2 separate regions of the Homo sapiens genome follow, and region 2 is linked to region 1. A link is an interaction called in ENCODE POLR2A ChIA-PET data of the cell type or tissue named here. Cell type or tissue: PC-9. All regions are shown on one strand.

What was found. Peaks named below come from ENCODE experiments on the same cell type or tissue, not always from the same donor. Only the 100,000 strongest peaks of a DNase experiment are listed, where the experiment ranks them.
Region 2: POLR2A ChIA-PET joins it to region 1 with 26 read pairs; 3 of 35 experiments call an interaction of 5 or more read pairs at or near these places.

Annotation. Positions count from the first base shown.
Region 1 is chr1:21,321,007-21,329,006 of GRCh38, reverse strand. It overlaps a transcript of ECE1 not described here. Among named protein-coding and RNA genes, the nearest start is that of ECE1-AS1, 32 kb to the right of the region's middle. RefSeq lists enhancers at 809-1,367, 4,730-5,290, 6,204-7,023. In PC-9, no CTCF peak of the experiment used is centred here; a DNase peak (open chromatin) is centred at 4,266; H3K4me3 peaks cover 548 bases; H3K27ac peaks cover 6,239 bases.
Region 2 is chr1:21,630,021-21,638,020 of GRCh38, reverse strand. The region is part of intron 2 of RAP1GAP (RAP1 GTPase activating protein); the gene reads left to right. Among named protein-coding and RNA genes, the nearest start is that of RAP1GAP, 35 kb to the left of the region's middle. RefSeq lists enhancers at 2,679-3,427, 3,428-4,176, 5,281-6,249. In PC-9, no CTCF peak of the experiment used is centred here; DNase peaks (open chromatin) are centred at 3,250 and 3,760; H3K27ac peaks cover 5,898 bases.

The DNA of each region.
Region 1 (8,000 bases):
GAGTCTAGAGAGAGATTCGCAGCAGTCATGATGAACAGCCAGCATGTCCATTCCACCTTTAGATCAATTGGATAAGGAAACTGAGGCTCAGAGAGGCGGTACCTTGCCCAAAGCTTGTGGTGGCAGAGCTGGGATTAGAAAGCAGACCCTCAGCAGCCGAGGCCTGTGTTCCTCCTAATACCCAACGTGGTTGCTTTTGCAGACTTCCACACAGAGATTCTTTTTTTTTTTTTTTTTTTTTTCGAGATGGAGGTTCGCTCTTGTTGCTCAGGCTGGAGTACAGTGGAGTGACCTCAACTCACTGCAACCTCCATCTCCCAGGTTCAAGCGATTCTTCTGCCTCAACCTCCTGAGTAGCTGGGATCACAGGCGCCCGCCACCATGCCTGGCTAATTTTTTGTATTCTTAGTAGAGACATGGTTTCACCATGTTGGCCAGGCTGGTCTGGAACTCCTGACCTCAGGTGATCCACCCACCTCGGCCTCCCAAAGTGCTGGGATTACAGGCGTGAGCCACTGCACCTGGCCTACACACAGATTCTTGGGGACATCTGCCAAATATCAGCATAGGTAAATGTGGGATGATCAGTGGTGGCAATATCTACCATTTACTGAGGACCCACTATGTGCCAGGCACAAGGTCTAGAATGGTTAGCAAGCAGGCATGGTCTTGGACAGTTGCACAGATCTCTAACTATAAGCAGGTTGCTATGGGAGTTTATGTCAGAGGAGCCATCCCTGGCAGAGAGCAGGAGCAGGGAAGACATCCCTGAGGAAGAAGGATTTGAGAAGAGATCTGAAAGATGTGTTAAGTGTTAACCAGGCAAATAAATGGAGAGAAAAAGAGTCTAGGCTGTGAGAACAGCATGTGCAAAGGTCCTGGGGTGAGTGACCTATAGCAGCAATCTCCAACCTTTTTGGTGCCAGGCTTCGTGGAAGACAATTTTTCCATGGACAGGGTGTGAAGAATGGTTTCCCTTATGAGAATCTAACTAAGCCCGATGATCTGAGGTACATGAAACTGTTCCACCTCAGTTCATGTTAGTTAGATTCATCACCTTAGTTAGATTCTCATAGATTCTCATAGGAATGCACAGCCTAGATCCCTCGCACGTGCAGTTCACAATAGGGTTCGCGCTCCTACGAGAATCTAATGCCACCGCTGATCTGACCGAAGGCAGAGCTCAGGCGGTAATGTCCACCCACAGCTCACCTCCTGCTGTGCGGCCCGGTTCCTAACAGGCCATGGACTGGTACTGGTCTGAGGCCCGGGGGGCTGGGGACCCCAGCTGTGTAGCTGGAGTAGAGAGGAAGGGTGAAGCTGAAGGGTGGTCAGGGCTGGGTCCCGCAGGGCCGTGCAGACCAGGTGAGGCTTTATTTTCCTCTATACCAAAAGACTCCATTTGTGCCCTCAAAGTAAGAAAAGGCAAAAATGTGTAACAAGCAGGGTGGAGGTCTCCCGGTTCTCGAAGGGGTGTCAGCAGGGAGCTAAGATGATCCAACTTGACTTGAGTGGGGAGGGCAAGAGTGGCATCAGAAAATGGTGGTGGCTTTGCCCAGGCCAGTGGTAGTGGTGAGGGAGAGGCAGACAGAGAAACTGAGTAGAGTGGGCAGGGCCTGGTGATTGATTGGAGTGGGGCAGGGGATCAGCCCGTCGCTTTGACAAATGAGAAAACAGAGCCCAGAAAGGTTGCATGAGCCACCGGAGTCACACAGTCCAAGCGTTAGAGCCAGACGCTAAGCTGGAGCCTCCCATCCCAGGGCCTTCCAGCCAAACATGGACTCCAGGCCCCAGATTCCTGGCAGCTGCTCTGGCAGAGTCCCTCTTCCCAGTCTCCTGGTGGCTTCGTCCCTCCCCATGCCCTGCTGCCTGCAGAGTCTGGCAGCTTCAAGGGAGTGGGGTGCTTTGAAGCATCTACAGGGAGGGCAGTGCTGTGACCTCCAAATTCTTTCCATGTGACCTATGCGACCCCAGCGAGACCAGGGCCCTCAGGACCCTGCCCTCCCCAGGCTTTGACGGAGTCCACAGAGGTGGGGTTTAGGGGCCAGAGCCACTGTGCAAACACAGCCCCTTGCTGGGGAGCGGGGGTGTTTCCAGGGACCCGAGCTGATGCCCTGTCATGAAGAGAAAGGAGACGCAGGGGCCAAAGGCTGGGGAGACCCTCTCTGTGCTCAGTGGGGTCTCCCCAGCAGCGGGGAGCTGCTTCCCCATCCAGGCTCCGTAACTGCAGGCTGCTGGCTGCTGTCTTAGGATTTCTGTTTTCTTCCCTGATGTCACCCCAGTTGGCACCTAAGACCTCTGAGATGCTGCTCAGTTAAATGGATTCTTAGCTCTGCAGGCCTCGCCCCACCTCCCTACGCTGCTCCAAACCATCCCCCTCCTGAAACCAGAAATATAACCCCCCTATTATGAACCTCATCTCCTCGAACCTGAGCCCCTATTTTCCTTAAGATTTGGATCTCTCTTTGGGGTTCAGGCCCCCCTTTTTTCTCACTAGGTTCTAGGACCTGCTTCCTGCTTAGGCACCTTCTTCTCCCTGGACCCCTTCTTCACCCTTAGACCCTGGACCTGGGTCTGATCCCTCTCTGGGGACTGGAGGCTCTGCTGTCTTAGAGACCAGCACCCCCGACACACACACCCCACGGTCTCCCAGGTTTCTCTAACCCCCAGGGGCTTCACCCTTCTCAGCTTGACACACAGTAGGCACTCAAGAGACAAGCTTGATCCTGCCACCCCTTCTCCCAGCCCTCCCCATTTGTGGCCCCTCCTGTACCTCCCCACCCTCCCCCGCATGGGTATTTTTGCTCAGGGAGCTCGTGCTGTGTGGCAGCTGAGTCTGGGAAGCAGCTATTGTTGGCTGAGAACGTGGGGCGGCAGAAGGATGGGGGCTGAGAGGAGGCAGGAAACATGCTCATAGGTCCAGGCCCAGCCCCCTGGTCCCCACACCCCACTGGGTCCAGGTGAGGCCATTTTAGGACAAGTCAAAGAAAGCCCCCTTCCCACAGCCGGGAGCTCCGTTGTGGAAATCACTGCGCTAGGGGAAGCTGGCAGCAAGTTTGGAAACAAGGTGGCTGGCGAAAGTGCCACCGGCAGCTTCGGAGAGCAGCCGGGGCACCCCTTGAGCCTCTGGGTGGCGTCGGGACAGTAGGCAGGACTCCCTGTGTGTTGATGCTCTGCTGCCGCCCCTTCTCGTTGCTTCTCGTACCTGTTTCATGTCTGCTCCGTGGAGCAGGAGGTGGGAACCACAATTTATTGAGCATTAACTTTGAGCTAAGCTGTGTGCTGAGCAATGAATGCATTGACTCAATTCATACCTCAGTCAGCTCCAAGGAAGTGGGTCCTATTGTGTCCCCATTTAATAGGTGAGGAGGCTGAGGCTTGGTGAGGTGAGGTGACTCGGCCAAGGCCACACAACTCCTGACTCTGTTTTTGCAGGCTTCTGTAGAGCATCTGACTTCAAGGCTGAGTGTGTTTTGCTTGTGGCTGAAAAAGACCAGGGACAGCGAGGAGGGAGGAGGCCAGCAAAAGAGGATGAGAAGCCTGCATGGGGAGCAGGGAGTGCCCTTTCTGGTGTGGGGACAGGCAGCTGGAAGCAAATTTCAATCTGGATGAGGAACTGGCACTGTTCTGTCCTCTGGCCCCTCTTGCCCCTTAATTGTGACGTTACTTCTCACCGCTGAAGGGGAACCGCTCGAGACGCTGGCTTGTCCTGGCACCTGCCTTGAGCAGAAGCTCAGAGAAAGATGCATGGAGGGAAAGAGTGGGGAGCAGAAACAAGCCATCAGGTACCAGGTTGGTGGTCCTGGAGCCAGTTTATGGTTCATCTAGTCACAAGGGCCCCGTCTCTGTGTTTAGTGTCAGCTAATGAAGAAATTGAATCCAGTACACAAAATTGGATTTTGCAGTTTTGCAACCAGTCTCAACCCCCCTCTATTGTGTAACGTGTTTCTTTAGAGAAGGAAACCCACAACAAAACATGTGTGCTTTCCTCCTGGCGACCTCTGATACCTCCATTGAAGACATGGCTTAACGAGAACTGTTTTTCTCCTTCTTTCGTGATTTGTGACTTTTCTTGCAGGCTCCAGGTGGCAGTGAGTCAGCCATAAAGCTCGTTCAGGAAAGTCCAGAGGAATTTTTCTTCTGCATCAGGTTCAACTTGAGCAGTGCTGGGTGACGCCCAGTGACACACTCGGTTGGGGAAGGAGAGGCTGGCACACTCCACTAGCTGCTTATCTCTGCCACCTCCGCCTCCATTTGTCCCTGGCTTCCTGGGGCCCAGAGCCATCTCTGCCAGAGCAGGGAGGCCGATTAAGTGACCCGCGGGCTCCTTCTGCCTGACTCAGCTCAGCTCCAGCCCTCTCTGGGGAGAATGAGTCATTTTTTCAACCCTGAAATGTTTCTCTTCATGTGGGAAAGGGGCGGGGGTGGGGAGAGCCCCTCCTGGTCCTCTCCAAACTTGTTCCTCAGCTCTGAGGGACACTTCAGCCACAGACAAAGGGATTCTAGGGCAGCTCTGGAGAGGGCAGTCAGACCTGAAGTCAGTAAACCACAGCTGTGGCAGCCGTTGGAGTCTCCCTGGACAGAAGCACACTGGGCTGAGTGGGTGGAGTGTCCCTGTCAGTCCCGCACTGATGGATGGTTTCTCCCTTGGGGATGGGCCTCTGCCCCCTGCTTCCTCTGCCCACCCAGTTAAGAAGCTATATGAGCCCGGGTGTGGTGGTGCACATCTGTAGTCCCAGCTACTTGGGAGGCTGAGGCAAGAGGATCGCTTGAGCCCAGGAGGTCAAGGCTGCATGAGCTATGGTCGAGGCTGCATGGGCTATGGTCAAGGCCGCACTCCAGCTTGGGCAACAGAGTGAGACCTTGTCTCTTTAAAAACAAAACAGGCCGGGTGAAGTGGCTCATGCCTGTAATCCCAGCACTTTGGGAGGCTGAGGCAGGTGGATCACTTGAGGTCAGGAGTTTGAGGTCAGCCAGACCAACATGGCAAAAACCCATCTCTACTAAAAATACAAAAAAATTAGCCGGGCATGGTGGTGCATACCTGTAATCCCAGCTACTCAAGGAGGCTGAGGCAGGAAAATAGCTTGAAACCCGGGTGGTGGAGGTTGCAGTGAGCCGAGATTGCACCATTGCACTCCAGCCTGGGCAATGGAGTGAAACTATGTCTCAAAAAAAAAAAAAAAAGAAAGAAAATTGCCCCCATCTCCCATTTTCTGTCTCCCTTCACTACCTCATTGCTCCCCTTAGCCCCTCCCACAGTCTAACATGCTGCATATTTGATTTGTCTTATTTATTCTGTCTCCTACTAGCATATAAGTTTCATGAAGGCAAGGCTTATTTTATTTTATTTTATTTTATTTTATTTTATTTTTAGTTTTTTGGGACGGGGTGCCACTCCGTTACCCAAGCTGGAGTGCAGTGGCACAATCACAGCTCTTTGCAGTCTCGAACTCCCAGGCTCAGGTGATCCTCCCATCTCAGCCTTCCAAAGTGCTGGGGTTACAGGCATGAACACTGCACTTGGCCCAAAGGCAAGGATTTTGTCTGTTTTGTTTCCTGCTATATCTGTCGAGAACAGTGCTAACACGTAGTAGGCACACGATTTTAAAGAGGGTAAGAGGAAAATGAATGAGTGAATGGATGTGAGCCCCTGGCAGAGTATCCGGCCTGCAGTCAGGGCTATTGTGTATTTTGATCCATAACCCTCCCCCCGCCGGTTCCAGCTGTGTTGTTCTGGGAGGCTAGGGCCTTTCTCCACCTACGCCCTCAAGGTCAGCTTATCCACTCTTGAGGTTTCATGCTTAATTTTTATATTTGAGCTTCTCATACCAGTGTGTGAGATTGCCCTGGGGATCAGAGTAGGGTACTTGCATCATAAAATAAAAAGGTACTATTTTGGAGCAGAATGCAGAATTGGCATGAATTTTTGAGATTCAAAAGGAAATGAGACTTAAGCTTTTTTCACAGCTTTTAGCTGTGTCCTCAGTCCTGCCAGGGCACAGGTTGACTCTCCTCTGCCATGTGGGTGCTTTGGGAAAGTGTAAGCAGCCTTGTTTTTGGAAATGACCCCAACCCCTGAGCCCTGGGACCTGCCCTCCCTCCAAAGCCCCAGTGAGGGGTTTTCACCAAACATGCACAAATTCCAGCAGAGGGCGGATCCATGTGCGTCCTCTTCCGGGGGCCATGCCCACTTCCCTTCCCGGCCTCCCCGTTTCTTTCTCTCAGCAGAGTGCTAGATCAGAACCTCTTGTCCTTCCTGACAAGAGGCCCTTGTCTGTCTGCCCCCTTTCCTGTGCCTCTCCTCTCCATCGCTGGGTTTTCTTGTCCTTTTCCCCAGCTAGGTGGTTAGATCAACTTCCAACCCCTCAGGGCCAAACAGTGCCACCACACTGGTGTCCCCATCCCCTATGCCAGCAGTGGCACTGCCATTTTGGTCACAGGCCTGGGGCCCTGGAGTGTGACACATGTGGGGGGCCTGGCACAGCCCCAACCTGTGCCTCAGCCTGCGCCTTGCACTGGCCAGGTGAGAAGGGCTGGTTGCTCTCCTGCCCCCAAAGAACCCACTGGTGTTTCCATGGCAACTGTGCAGCCAGGCTGCCTGGGCGTCTGCTGGGCTAAGGGCTACCAAGTCCTCCACAAGGTGCCCATGGTTGTGGGAATGGAAGCATTTGCTAGAGGTGGGTGGCACTGACCTGTCCCCAGCCGTTAGGGAGGGAGCTGCACTCCGGGCTCAGGTGGGGTGTGGGGTCTCCTGGTTTTATCCACACCCCCATCCCCACTCCATCTCACTGAGAAGCCGCCTTGCCACTTCTTTCTGAGCCCCTGTTTCTTCATCTGTAAAAGGGGCATATAATGCTGACTTCAGAAGTTGTTCCAGCTCCTGACATGAGCCAGGTGGGGCAGCAGTGAGGGAGCTTCAGGCAGAGGAGGAGGGAGACAAGACCAGACCAAAGGGTGGCCGGGGACGCAGCTCTGTTTCATTCGGACCTGGGAATCACACCAACTGGCCCCTTCCAAGCGGTCTTAGATCCTGAGGAAGCATTCTTCCCTCTCTCAGCCTCAGTTTCTCCTTCTCTAAAATGAAAATAGGGTGGGCACGGTGGCTCATGCCTGTAATCCCAGCACTTTGGGAGGCCAAGGTGGGTGGATCACTTGAGGTCAGGAGTTCGAGATCAGCCTGGCCAACATGGTAAAACCCTGTCTCTACTAAAAATACAAAAATTAGCCGGGTGTGGTGGCACGTGCCTCTAATTCCAGCTACTTCGGAGACTGAGGCAGGAGAATCGCTTGAACCCGGGAGGCAGAGGTTGCAGTGAGCCGAGATTGCGCCATTACACTCCAGCCTGGGCAACAGAGCGAGACTCCATCTCAATCAATCAATCAATCAATCAATCCTGTGTGACAGGACTGCAGAAAGAATGGAGAAAGATAATAAGTGCATGACAAGCCTGGTGCCTGGCCCAACACACCGTAGGTGCTCATTCCATATTGATTACTTGTGAAGGCACCCATGGGCCACTGCACTGGAAATTGTCTTTCCTGTGGTCAGGCCTAGGTCCCCAACAGACCCTCTTCCAGGACATGGCTGCTGGGGGCCCCAGGGCTGCTCCTCCCAGTGGAGAATTCCTCTTATGTTATTCACACAGAGATTTCCCCAGGAAGTCTGAGCCCCTCTTTGTGTATCTTCCCAGCTGTTATCTGGGCCTCCTGAAGGCCTGCCTGGCTTTCTGGTTTATGTTAGGGTTGTTTATATGGGGTCTTATCTCTCCCAGGAGCAGGGGCCAGCCTGGGGAGCAGCAAGATTGTGGGCTTTGAGTCAGAGCAACCTGGGTTTGAGTCCCCAGCTCCGCCACGCACTAGCTCTGGGACCCTTGGCAAGTGACACCACCTCTTGGAACCTCGGTTTCCTCCTCTGTAAAGTGGGGATGGTAGTACCTCCAGCACAGGGTGATCATGAAGATTATGTGGGAAAATATCTGCGCGGTGCCTGGCATGGG
Region 2 (8,000 bases), 310 kb before region 1:
CACCACCATACCCGGCTAATTTTTGTGGTTTTTTTTTTTTTTTTTTTTGGTAGAGATGGGGTTTTGCTATGTTGCCCAGGATGGTCTTGAACTCCTGGCTCCAAGAGATCCGCCTGCCTTGGCCTCCCAAAGTGCTAGGATTACAGGCGTGAACCACCACTCCCGGCCAGCCATGTAAACTTTGACATGTAATTTTAAATTTTTACAAATGAGATTTTTGTTGTGTGCAGCCCGCTTTATTCACTTAACAATATGCCTCAAACCCCCTTTTCCATCAAGACTAAAGACCTTCTTTGTCATTGCTGTATAGTATTCCATGGTTTGATATATTTAACTAATCTCCTTGTAATGGACATTGAAGTGGCGTCCAGATGTTTGCGGTTGCAAACCCTGCTTCATGACTTTTTTGTTCATATATCTTTATGCATTGGTGTTATATTTCTGGAGAATAAATGCCTAGAAATGGGGTTGCTGGACCAAAGAATATGCACATTTTAACATCCATTGCCTCTGCCCTCAGTTACAGGGATCCTAGAGTCATCAAGAGGCAAAGAATTCCAGATGTGGGGCTGGATGCAGTGGCTCACTCCTGTAATCCCAGCACTTTGGGAGGCTGAGGCAGGTGGATCACTTGGATCCAGGAGTTCAGACCAGCTTGGGCAACATGGTGAAACCCTGTCTCTACAAAAAAAAAAAATTAGCCGGATGTGGTGGCATGCACCTGTGGTCCCAGCTACTTGGGAGGCTGAGGTGGGAGGCTTGCTGGAGCCCAGGAGGCAGAAGTTGGAATGAGCTGAGATCTCACCACTGCACTCCACCCTGGGCGACAAAGTGAGACCCTGCCCCCAACCACCACCAAAAAAAAAAAAAAAAAAGAAAAAAAAGAATTTCAAATGTGGGAGGCACCTTGAGGTCCTCCAGTCAAACCCCCCACCGCTCCTCCCGTTCCCACACCTTCAGATCTCCCTGGCTGCACCTCTGAGAAGCTCACTCTGCCTTTGCTTGATGCAGAGCTCGGTACCTTACATGGCAGGTTGCTCAGGTTGCTTTCCCTTCCTCCCTCCCTCCCTCCCTTCCTCCCTCCCTCCCTCCCTCCCTCCCTCCCTTCCTTCCTTCCCTCCTTCCTTCCTTCTTTCCTTCCTTCCTTTTCCCTCCTCCTCCTCCTCCTCCTTCTTCTTCTTCTTCCTTTCTCTCTCTTTCTTTCTTTCTATTTGAGATGGAATTTTGCTCTTGTTGCCCAGGCTGGAGTGCAATGGCATGATCTCGGCTCACTGCAACCTCCATCTCCCGGGTTCAAGTGATTCTCCTGCCTCAGCCTCCCGGGTAGCTGGGATTACAGGCGTGCGCTACCACACCCGGCTAATTTTTGTATTTTTAGTAGAGATGGGGTTTCTCCACGTTGGTCAGGCTGGTCTCAAACTCCCGACCTCAGGTGATCCGCCTGCCTCAGCCTCCCAGAGTGCTGGGATTATAGGCATGAGCCACCATGCCCTGCCTAGGTTGCTTTACTCTTGGGCAGCTGTGTTTGTCCCATCGTTTCTACCTTCTCACAACTTCCACCTAGGAGTCTTGTCTCAGTCCTCAGGCACCTACAGAGGAAGGAAGAAAGGAAGGAAGAGAAGGGAAGGCCAAGAAATGCTCATGGTGAATGTTAAGCACTTTACACCAATGAACTCATTTAACCCTCAGAGGTCAGCACTGCTATCCCCATTTTATAGATGAGGAAGCTGAGGTTCATAGTGGTTAAGTAACTTGTCCAAGGTCACACAGCTGTTATGTGGCAGAGTTAGGATTCGCACTCAAGGATCTGGCTCCAGAGCCCACACTGACGCTACACTGCCTCTCTAGGCAGGAGCCTGTAATTTATTGAGCACCTACTGTGTCCTCAGCTCTAGGCTAGTCAGGTTGTCCATATAATACCTAATTTATTCCACACAACAACCCTGCAAAGTTGGTGTTACTCTCCCATTTTGTAGCTGAGGAAACTGAGGCTCAGAGAAGAGAAGCGACTTAGAAGAGTCTAAGGTCCTCTCCACTGGGAAAGCCCTCCTTCAGGGTTCTGCTTCCAACCAATCCTTGGTGAACTCAGTTTCCAGTTTCTCATCCTCCCATTCGTCCTCTGTAGGATGAGAGAGCCGGCCTGAGACCCAATTTTTAGTAGAGAAACTGAGGCTTGGAGAGGTTATGGTGACTTAATCCTGCACACACTGTGATCTGGGGGCAGAGCTAGGGCTTCCCCATGTCACCTTTGGTTAGGAGATGGTGACCTTGTCTATCCCCGTGGGGGTTTCGCCTTGGCCTGGGTGGTCACCCCGCCTGGGGAGTTGTGAGGGGCAGGGACTTCTGCTCACCAGACTGGCCTGGAGCCTATGAGGCAGCAACCCCAGCCCCAGCTAGGGCTGGTGCAGAGCGGGAGGAAAGGATTAAGCAAGGCCTCAGTGCTGGGGGACTCACTGTCTAGGCAGTGAAGCCAGAGGCTCCTCAGGAACAGTCCAGGCAGGTATCTTTGGGGCTCTGCTTTGGGACTGGGGAGGCCTGGTTCACCCCACTCTGATCCCAGCACCCAGCACCATTGTCCACTCCAGAGCAGACCTCAGGACATGTGTTCTGAATGAATGACTGAGCAGAGGAATGAAGGGCAGATGGGGGAGTGGGTAGATGACCGAGTGGGTGAGTGAGCGAAGGAATGCCTGGAGCTCAGAGAAGGGAGACCCCCTGGGCTGCGGAGGCTGGGGAGGGACAATGAGGTCAATGTAGGGAGTGAGGAGAGACAGAAAGCATAGGCGGCTGTAATACCATGTATGGGCTGACGGGTGCTGGGAAGGTCACCCTGGCCCAGACTTGCCCATCAGTGGGAGCTGTGTCCTGCGTGGACGTGGGCAGGGGGCAGAGCAGCTGGGGCTGAGCTTCGGGGTGGAAGCTTGGAAGTCACCATCTCCATCCAGGCTCCAGTTTTCTTCCAGGCAGAATGGAGATTAGCATTACTGCTCTGTGTTCCTCAGGAGGCTGTTGAGAGGGTTGATGGCAAAGGCAGTTTGTAAACTGGAAAGTGCCAGGCTAGGGAAGCAGATGATGTTGTTGCCCGGCAGGAAGAGGCCCTGCGGCCGGGTCATCTCAGAGTCACTCCTCCTCCTTACCCCAGTGCAGGGGAGGAGTCAGTCCACACTGAAGTCCTCGGTGGGGTGGGAAGGGTCAGGTTTTGGCCACAGTGGGGCTCAGGCCACCTGAGCAAGGGAGACAGATGCTGGATAGACAGCAGGTAAATGGGTGGCCTGGTTCCCAGATGCTGTGCCCTGGGCAGGGACCGGTCCCGTGACCACCTCTCTAGGCTGCCAACCTGTTATTTGTTCAGGAGGCCTCTGCCTGGCCCAGCTCCGGGATCCGGGTGTCTCGGCATGCAGCCAGCATGGGGCGAGGGTGGCGGCCCCATGTGCCACCTTCCTGCCCATCCCTCTGCCCAGCTTGGGGCCTGAGTCTCCCACCCACACCCCCAGGGGGACCCTGCCAGCTCTGTCACTTGGTAGCTGTTGAGGCCCTTGGCCCATCATAAACCTCACTAAGCCTCTGCCTCCTTATCTCTGAAATGGGTGAAGATAGCATCCTGAGGTCAGGGTTGTTGTCATAAGGATTGAATGACATCACAGTGCCCGCATGGCAAATAGTCCCCCTGCCGCTCCTCTACCCCATCGCCACGCTCCCTCTAGAGTCCTAGGAGAGGTCAACGGTGCCCAGGGAAAGGGGACACAGGAGCCTCCCGTGCCTGTGCCTGTCTGCTTAGGCTCCCAGTGGGCTGGGGAAGAGGGGGCCAGCCTCTCCAGACCTAGCTTTGGAAACCTGCTCAACTGGCTGCCCCGGCCACCTTCCCTGGCACTTTGGCAGGGACAGGGGCAAGCCAAGGGGAGGGCAGTGCCGGCTGGTTGAGCTCAGAAAACAATGGGCTTCTGTGGCCCCCCCCCCCCCCCGGGAGGGGGCAGTTCTGGGGCAGCCACTTGGTTCTGGTTTCAGGAGATTCGAGTCCCCTCAGACCCGATGCCCAGGGCTAGGAGACCCGGCTCTGGCAGCCCCCCAGCCCTCATCCAAAGGAGCCTCTCTCAGGGTTGCCCTCCACAGCCCTCTTCTCACTGGGAGGTCTGTGCCCTTGTCCTCATCCTCCACCCCACATGGGTGGTAGAACTTGGTAGAACCAGGTTGATCTCCTGGAAACCAGGAAGACCCCAGGGAACTGGACCCAGGCCTTCCCCTCCTGACTTCTGATGACCAGTGCTGGACTGGCCGGAACCCCTCAGGCCCCTGTTCCAGGCTGCTGCCCCCAAAAAATTCTTCTCTGCCCTGTATTCATTGGCTCCCTGAACCCCTCCCCCGCCCTTCCAGACCACTCCCTCTTTCCGTGTCCGGTCTCCCAGCCTGTGTGCAGTGGGTGGCTGTCCTCAGGGTGGGCTCCTCCTGCTCTTGCTCCAGGCACTGTCACCTGTCCAGATCCCCATTCCCCTGCTCCCGGTCCCAGCCTTCTTGCCTTGATGGTCCTGTACCACCTGCCCTGGCCACCAGAGTTTCACCTGGTTGAGTTGAATTTCAAAGCATCAATGGTTCACTAGGCAGAAAAGCAGGAGAAGGCACCCCCAGCAGAGGGGGGGTGCCTGTGAACAGTGTGGCTGGTTAGGAAAGCTGCCTGCAGCCTGGGGAGGTTAGGACAGAGCCAGGACAGGCGGCTGGGGCAGGACAGGAAAGGGGAGGTATGAGGTTGAGGCTGGAGGGAGTCAGCAGGGGCTGGACCCACTGGGAGACCACCATCCAGGGCAGCTATCTCCGGGGGGCCAAAGGGCCAAGCCCACCACCCAGGACAGCCCCACCACACTTCTGGTGCCCTGAAAAGGTTGGGCTCTCCAGGAGAGTGGCCAGTAATAATAATTACAAGCACTTTATAGCAACTCTATGAGGTGGGTACATTATCTCTCATTTTGCAGATGAGAGAAAAAGACAGGACCCTCTCACCACCCCTCCAGCTGGTTAACAGTTGAGAATCACCCTAGGAAGGCATCTGGCCACCTGTGCTTGGTCTCCCCCTCTGCCCAACCATTCCTGAGTCTGACCCTGATGTTTTGTTGGTCTGTTTCCATTGTATAGATGGGGTCTTGCTCTGTCGCCAGGGCTGGAATGCAGTGGTACCATCATGGCTCACTGTAGCCTGGAACTTCTGGCTCAAGTGATCCTCCCACCTCAGCCTCCTGAGTGCCTGAGACTATAGGTGTGAGCCACTGCAGTGGGCTGGGTTTTTAATTTTTTTGTAAAGATGAGGGCTCACTTTGCTGCCCAGGCTGGTCTCGAACCCCTGGCTTCAAGTGTTCCTCCCACCTCAGCCTACCAAAGTGCTGGGATTACAGACATGAACCACTGAGCCTGGGCTGACCCTGCTGTTTTGCAGAGTATGGAACTCTCTTGAGATCTTCCCACCCTGGACTGGTGGAAGGCCTGTGTTCTTATCCCTGATCTGCTGCTCACGGCCTTATTGGCTGACTTTGAGGTCGTGTTTTCACCTCTCCAAGCCTCAGTTTGCCCTGCTGGCAATTGGGGATCCTAGTGACTGCCTTATCTCCATTCCAGTTCCGGTGAGAGTCCCAGGAGTGAGCAGATAAAGAAGGCTTTTGAAAAGTACAAAGAACTGCACTCACGATGGTGCGATTATTATTGTTACCTCGATGCAGAGATAAGGGAGGGGGAGGAGGTGCAGTGACAGTTGCCAAGAAACCGGGGAGCTGTCAGCAGCGGCTTCCGGCCGGGCCCATCCCACTTAGGAGCTGGGCCCTTCCCCCACACCCTTGCTTCACCCTTTCCCTGGAAAAGATGGGTGCTCTCCCCGAGAGGGAGAGATAGCTGCCACACAGACACAGGGGCTGAAGGTGACCCCGGAATGTGCCTGGCCCAGACTCCAGGTTGGCTCCAGCTTTCCATGTGACCTTGGGCGGGTCACCTCCTCTCTGGCTGCTCCCATTTCATGTGTCAGAGGAGGCAGCGTGCAGGTGTCCAGGCCAGACAGAGCAGAGCCGGAGCTGGGCCTAGGGAAGGCGCTTGGCGGTGGCTGCAGGAGCCAGGGCCGTGATGGGAGGTCATGGGGCAGGAGGCCAGGTGACGGGACTGAGGGCCTGGGCTGAGGACAGTGGGATGCACGCTGTGGAAGGGACACTGGACTGGAGTCACATCTCAGCCCTGCCCTTTCCCATTGTGCGACCTGGGGCTTGTCACTGAACCTCTCTGAGCCTCAGTTTTCTCATCTGGAAAAAAGGTTTATATCTCATCTGGATTTCTTTTTTGTTTTTTGTTTTTGTTTTTGTTTTTTGAGACAGAGTTTTGCTCTTGTTGCCCAGGCTGGAGTGCAATGGCGCAATCTCGGCTCACTGCAACCTCCGCCTCCTGGGTTCAAGCGATTCTCCTGCCTCAGCCTCCCAAGTAGCTAGGATTACAGGCGCGTGGCACTACTCTCAGCTAATTTTTGTATTTTTAGCAGAGATGGGGTTTCGCCATGTAGGCCAGGTTGGTCACGAACTCCTGGCCTCAGGCGATCCACCCGCCTCAGCCTCCCAAAGTGCTGGGATTACAGGTGTGAGCCACCGTGCCCAGCCTCATCTGGATTTTTAATAAGTTGCTGTGGCTCTGGAATGAGACAATGCCAGTGTAAGCTCCAGGGTGCTGCACAGATGTGACCACGGTCATGGCAGGGGGAAGGAGGAGAGGGGAGAGCGCCCCATGTCCCGGCATGCTCTGGGCTCCCCGCAGCTGCTGCCGCCCAGGAGGAATGCAAAGCATTTTAAGCTGAGCCAGGCCAGGGGGTTGGATGGTTTTTGGAGACGTGGGGAAGGGATAGAGACCAGGGGGACATCCATGATGTGAACTGAATGGAGAAGACCAGGAGGAGACCAGGGTGGGATAGGAGAGAGAAGGGGAGGGACAGAGAGGTTCGGGTTCGTGAAGTGGGAGGAAACGACCACATTGTGGGTGGTCTGCAGAGGCCAGAGGAAGAAGGGGATTGGAGGGGTGCTGGGAAAGGTGGGGCAGAGATGGGCGAGCTGGTGAGGAAGGCTGAGCAGGAAAGGACGTGAAGCAGAGAAGGGCAGAGGGCTGGTGAGGAGGGAAGAGGCTTTCATTCATTGCTTCAAAAGTATTTATTGGGGCCAGGTGCAGTGGCTTATGCCTGTAATCCTAGTGCTTTGGGAGGCCAAGGTGGGAGGCTTATTTGAGGCCAGGAGTTCCAGACCAGCCTGGGCAACACAGCAAGACACCCATCTCAACAACAACAACAAAAAATTTATTTTTAATTAGCCGAGCACACACCTGTAGTCCCAGCTACTAGGAGGCCGAGGGGGAAGGATCACTTGAGCCCAGCAGTTCAAGGCTGCAGTGAGCCATGATCATGCCACTGCACTCCAGCTTGGGTGACAGAGCAAGACCCCATTTCTTAACAACAACAAAAGGTCAGGGGCAGTGGTTCATTCCTGTGATCGCAGCACTTTGGGAGGCTGAGGTGGGAGGATCTCTTGAGCCCGGAAGTTCCAGACCAGCCTGGGTAACATAGGGAGACCTCATCTCTACTAAAATTAGCTGGGCATGGTGGTGCCTGTAGTCCCAGCAACTTGGGAGGCTGAGGAGGGAGGATGGCTTGAGCCTAGGAGTTTAAGGCTGCAGTGAGCTTTGATCACGCCACTGCACACCAGCCTGGGCAGCAAGAGCAAGATCCTGTCTCAAAAAACAAAAAAAAAAAAGGGAAAAAGAAAAAAGTATTTATTGAGCAACTACTATTTACTAAGTGTCAGTGGTATAGTGTTAAGGGCACTGCAACCAGATGTTGGGGGAGGTCAAATCTTCAGACTTTCATTTACTGTGTGTGACCTTGGACAAGTTACTTAACCTCTCTGTGTCTTAGTTCCCTCCTTTGAAAAATGCAAATTAAATGAGTTAATACAATAAAGTAGAGCAGAGCCTGCACATAGTAAGCTCTGTATCAGCTG